2 separate regions of the Homo sapiens genome follow, and region 1 is linked to region 2. Evidence: read pairs that join two places in POLR2A ChIA-PET (ENCODE). Cell type or tissue: A673. All regions are shown on one strand. Links, peaks and the distances in the headings refer to the core of each region. The heading gives the core; the rest is flanking DNA.

Region 1 (2,906 bases), core at 157-2,656, 160 kb after region 2:
GCGCAGTGCCACTTTTGGCTCTTCTGTGTATGCTACAGGGTATAACCCAGCAGCCTGCAGCCAAATCATCACCAGAACTGCCTCTATACAGGGCCCGGGCTCCTTCACCGGCCACAGCCCTATTCTGCCTGCTTCAGGCAGACAACAAAGGGTTCCAGGCCTTTAAAACATTTGAAAACCCTCTTCTAGACTATCCTTTGTTCTATAGTTAGGGACATGAGGCCAGAGGGGAAAGGGACTTGCCCAAGGTCCTGTAGCCAGCAGGGAGGAAAGCTGGAACCAGAAGCCAGGGCTACCATCGGGAGGTGCTGAGAATGCGGGCCCTCTGCTCCAGACTGCTGTTTCTCATACCTACGAAACAGTAGAAGCCTGTGGAGATGAAGGGAGCAAATATGCTGTCTCTCATGCAGTGCACGGAGGGGCTAGGGCTTCCGCTCACAGGCTACACAGCTTCTGCAGCGGGTCATCAGGCTGTGATTGCTAAAGCCGTCCTGCTCTACAGCCAGAGCAAGCTTAAATGCCAAAGCACATGCAGCTCTGGGCTCGAGGAGTAGTGCTGGCTTCAAGATCCAGGTGAATTCATTTCCTGTAGAGAAGGGTTCAGGACTATGTCCGAAGGTCCCTAGGAATCCACAGACCCCAGTTTCAGAAGGCAGCTAGCTGTTAAGAAGGGGGTTGGATTCCCTCCATCAAGCTCCCACACTGGCTGGGTTCCCAGGTGGCAGATCCTGGGAAGAGCTTGGGAGTTAGTGACTGGCTGGGTTGCAGATGGCTTGCTCTGGGAATATGCTGTCTTGGTCACACAGGCCCAAGGTGGATAAGTATGGTCCTCGTGGGTGCTGGGGAAGGGAAAGCAACAAGGGCAAGGGAGAGATGGAGAGCGAGGAGAGGGCAGGGCGGTCGGATGGAGCTCCACGGGCTTGACTAATGGGAAACCCGACTCTGCCACGCTTCGTGGAGACCCTGGGTTCCCTTTGGTTCTGATCTGTTGACTGTCCCCAGCTTTGTGTCCAACATCTGGCCTATATAGGTCAGCACCTCCAACCTCTTTTTGGAACTGCAGCACCCAAAGTTTGTTTGATTTCCCAACACCCCAGGGCAGCATCACCACCAGAAGTGCTGAAGGGGGAGAGGAGGAAACCGAGGCACAGAGCCATGCTGCGCCTGAGGTCGAGAGGCTGGGAAGTGGGTGACATGAGATCCAATCCCAGCCCTGCCAGCCTCCAAAGCCTCTTCACTTTCTTCTCCCAGCATCCCAAGGCCTTGGGTCTCCTGGCCCCAGGCCAGAGCTTTCCGGTCCCCACGTCAGCGCCAGGAATCACCAAGCTCAGGCTCTGCAGCAAGTGACACACTGGAGGTGGCAGGCTGCCAATATTTTTTTCCCCCAATTTTTTCAATTAAGTGAATGCTTGGATTAGGGCCAAAATACAAGTGCTTGTGGTGTCTTGCGTCAGATGAGACACTTAGGGCTGTGTTCCTACTGCACTCTGTCCACAGGGCACGCAGCGAAGGCTCAGGTGGCTGGTTGAGCTGAGGGCTCCGCTTATCCCTGTGTGCAGAGGTGTGCCAAATGGGGAAATGGCGGCAGGAGTAGGGGGAGAGGAGTAGCCTCCAAAGTGGGAATCTGATCTCTCTCCCCCTGCCTCAAACTCTTCAGCTCATTCATTCATTCATTTGGCATATACACAGAGACCTACTGTGCACCAAGCTCTGCTCGAAGGGCCTCAATCGAGAAAGAAAACACACCACACAGGCACAACGTGGGGCTTAGGGGCCTGTGCAGTCTGCCCCTCCTCTGCTCCAGCCTGGCTGGCTTTCTCTTGCCTCCAGGACTCAATGCCTGCCACTGCCTCTGGCGGGAACATTTCCTCTCCCTGCCCTGCTCAGCTCCTCTTCATTTCTCCAGCATCAGCCTAGAAGTCACCTCTCCTTGGAAGCCTTCCTGGACACCCCAAGTCTCAGTCTAGCTCCCACTCTCTGAGTTCCCACAGGGCTAGGGCCACCCTCTCTCAGAACCTGTTCCTCTAGGGGTGCTGGTCTCTTTGCATTACTGCACCCCCACTGCCCTGGGGGCCCTTGGGGCAGGGCCGGGTTTGTCTATTCACCATGGTCCCCCCAGTGCCTGGCGACAATGAGCTCTCAGGAAATGCCCGGTAAAAGAGACAAAAAGCCGAAACAGGGCCACACAGTCAAAAACCAAGGTGACCTCACTCAAGGCTCTCTGTGTCCAGAGAGTAACAATGCTCGTGAAATAGCTGAATGAACAGCTCTATTGCCAAGGGTACCAGAAACAGAGCTGGCTTTGTCACAGAGGGAATGCAGGCATGGGACCCAACCCAAAAAGGGAAGTCCACGTTCCACCCCAGAGTTTCTCTGAAGAGGTAATGGCAAAAAACAGAATACCCAGGAGTGATTTAAACTCCAGGGGGAATGCCTCATCCCACTGTATGTCAGAGACAGTAAAGCTGAGGGAATTCTTTGAGGTGTTGGAACTGTTCTGTAGTGGAGGTTACAGGAACCTGCACATCATAACATGCTACACCAAAAAACAAAATTTTACTGCGTTACACCACAAAAGGGAATTTTACAGCATCCACGTAAAGTAAAAAATTAAAAATAACAATCATGCTTTAATGTCATTAAAAAAAAAAAAAAGATGGCAGGGTGTGGTGGTTCATGCCTGTAATCCCAGCACTTTGGGAGGCCAAGGCGGGCAGATCACCTGAGGTCGGGAGTTCGAGACCAGCCTGACCAATGTGGTGAAACCCCGTCTCTACTAAAAATACAAAAATTAGCCGGCCTGTGGTGGTGCGCACCTGTAGTCCCAGCTACTCAGGAGGCTAAGGTGGGAGAATCACTTGAACCCTGGAGGTGGAGGCTGCAGTGAGGCAAGATCACGCCACTGC
Region 2 (2,906 bases), core at 99-2,598:
CCCATTTTCTTTTTGGTCCCCTCCCTACAACTCCACTCCTCCTAGTAAAATTTGCTGCCTTCTGCTTTGTATCATGTAAATGTCCTAAAAGTCTCTTGCCAAAGTGGTATGAAATTTTAGGCACCTCTCTCATAAAGCCCCAGAGCTCACCGACCCAGAAAATATGAAGGATTTTCACCTCCACTGTCACACTAGGGATACAAGGAGACTAAATCTTCAGTCCTCCTCATGCTCAATTTTGCTTTACTTTTTTTTTTTTTTTTTTTTTTTGAGACGGAGCCTCGCTGTGTCGCCAGGCTTGGAGTGCAGTGGCACAATCTCGGCTCACTGCAACCTCCACCTCCCGGGTTCAAGCGATTCTCCTGCCTCAGCCTCCCAAGTAGCTAGGACTACAGGCACGTGCCACCATGCCCAGCTAATTTTTGTATTTTTAGCAGAGACAGGCTTTCACCATGTTGGCCAGGATGGTCTTGATCTCCTGACCTCATGATCCGCCCGCCTCAGCCTCCCAAAGTGCTGGGATTACAGGTGTGAGCCACTGCACCTGGCTGTTTTACTCTTTACTATTGGCACAAACCAAAGAATAGAAGCATAAGAAAATTCAATAAACCAGTTAGATGATGTGTAGAACATAATGGACACTGAAAATACATAAGAAAGAAGTACACTGGACATTCTTGGTGAAGAAAGTCTTACAGAGAATGTGTTTGTCCTGAACCACACCAACCTCAAAAGGGCTACTGGTATATTCTGGAATTGTATACCTAAGAAGTCTACCTTGTTTTAGGATATGAGTAACAAACTACAGCTAGAATTTTTGCAAACACTATGTATTAGTCCGTTCTCATGCTACTATAAAGAACTGCCTGAGGCCAGGCGCGGTGGCTCATGCCTGTAATCCCAGCACTTTGGGTGGCCGAGGTGGGCGGATCATGAGGTCAGGAGATTGAGACCATCCTAACACGGTGAAACCCCAACTCTACTAAAAATACAAAAAATTAGCCAGGCATGGTGGCGGGCGCCTGTAGTCCCAGCTACTTGGGAGGATGAGGCAGGAGAATGGCATGAACCCAGCAGGTGGAGTTTGCCGTGAGCCAAGATTGCGCCACTGCACTCCAGCCTGTGCAACAGAGCGAGACTCCGTCTCAAAAACAAAGAACTGCCTGAGACTAGGTAATTTATAAAGGAAAGAAGTCTAATTGACTCACAGTTCCGCAGGGCTGGGGAGGCCTCAGGAAACTTACAATCACGGTGGAAGGGGCAACAAACACGTCCTTGTTCACATGGCAGGAGGAAGAAGTGCCGAGCAAAAGCGGGGAAAGCCCCTGATAAAACCACAAATCTTGTGAGAACTCACTCACTATCACAAGAACAGCATGGAGGTAACCGCCCCCATGATTCAATTACCTCCCACTGGGTATCTCCCATGACACGTGGAGATTATGAAAACTACAATTCAGGATGAGATTTGGGTGGGAACACAGCCAAACGGTATCACACCACAGCTAGAACCAAGTTACTGAACCAAATTATTTTCTGAAATTACAAGAATGATCCGTTCTAAATACAACCAGATTAGTTTCACAAGCAGAGACCTGCTTCCCTCTTTCCCAATTCAACAAAATTCAGTATACTAAGTACCTACTTACTATGTGTCAGGCCTGATTAGAGGTGATTTTCTTATTGCTTCACCCTTTATGAAACTCTCATGACTCAATTCTTAGTATTTTCCTCCTCTTTCACTTACTTATTAGCAGTCACTCACTTTTACACCTTCAGTCAACTCACCCCAGCTGATCCCAAAATCCACAATCATAGCCCTAAGCATCTAGGAGTTCCCTATCTAAATTTCCGTACCACACTACATGGTGACTCCACTTAGACATTCTTCTGTCACCTACACCTTAACATATACTGAATGCTAAACCAGGGCTTTTCCCAGATATCTTTCTTATTCCACAAAACCTGCCAAGCTACCTCAATATTCCTGGTCACTCGGGTTCATAAACATGGTATTATTTTACTTCTCCTTTTCTCTTCTGTACCCCTACATCCAATAAATCACCAACTCATTCCATTTTTTTCCCTCATGGGTTCCTCATCCTAGTCTCTTCCCACTTTAGGCAATCCTATACCAATGCTTCTCAAACATTAATGTACATAGGAAATCACTTGAGAATCTTGTGAAAATGCAGATTCTGTAGGTCTAAGGCTCTGAATTTCTAACATGCTCCCAAGGTGATGCCGATATTGCTGCTCCAGAGACAAAACTTTCTGAGCAGCAAAATACTAGACTGTAAATTCCTTTGAGGGCAGAGATTTTTTTTTCCCTGTTGTAATCCCAGTAACTAGTACATAATAGTGGTTCAACTAATATTTAGTGAATGATATTTAGCAGTCAGTACATTCTTTTCATCAGATAAGCTCTTCTCTTCAAGAGTCCACACTAACATCCTACGCAATACCTGTCCAGTTTCTCCATCATTTTCTCTCACACACACTGCTCAAGCCAAAGCAGCCACTTTACCAACGATTACCCCATGCATGTATTGTTTACAACCACTTCCAAGCTTTACTTCATAACCATTCTTCTATCTGGTATGTTTTTAAAAACATCATACAGGCCAAACAAAGCATGTTTGTTGACTGGATGTGACTCATGTACTATCAGTTTACAAACTGAGCTGGAGAATCAACTGGGGTGAAGATCAGTCCCCCACGCCTTCTGACCCCGTAATGTGGGCCAGTTGCATTATGTTCCTTAGGACAGATGGTTTCATTTGTAAGGTTCATTATTGGGGTGCAGAGACAAAGAAAGGGAGGGAGGGAAAGACGGAAGAAAGGGAAAGGGGGAGAGAAGGGAGGGAGGGAAGGAAGAAGACAAAAAAAGGAAACAAAATGGCCAG

Evidence for each region. ChIA-PET counts read pairs that join two places held together with the same protein. Peaks named below come from ENCODE experiments on the same cell type or tissue, not always from the same donor. Only the 100,000 strongest peaks of a DNase experiment are listed, where the experiment ranks them.
Region 1: POLR2A ChIA-PET joins it to region 2 with 12 read pairs; 2 of 35 experiments call an interaction of 5 or more read pairs at or near these places.

The regions. Positions count from the first base shown.
Region 1 is chr5:172,436,299-172,439,204 of GRCh38, forward strand. All of the region lies in intron 1 of SH3PXD2B (SH3 and PX domains 2B), which reads right to left. Among named protein-coding and RNA genes, the nearest start is that of SH3PXD2B, 17 kb to the right of the region's middle. In A673, for the core only: no CTCF peak of the experiment used is centred there; a DNase peak (open chromatin) is centred at 1,373; H3K27ac peaks cover 948 bases.
Region 2 is chr5:172,273,889-172,276,794 of GRCh38, forward strand. The region is part of intron 1 of UBTD2 (ubiquitin domain containing 2); the gene reads right to left. Among named protein-coding and RNA genes, the nearest start is that of UBTD2, 8.4 kb to the right of the region's middle. In A673, for the core only: no CTCF peak of the experiment used is centred there; a DNase peak (open chromatin) is centred at 1,383.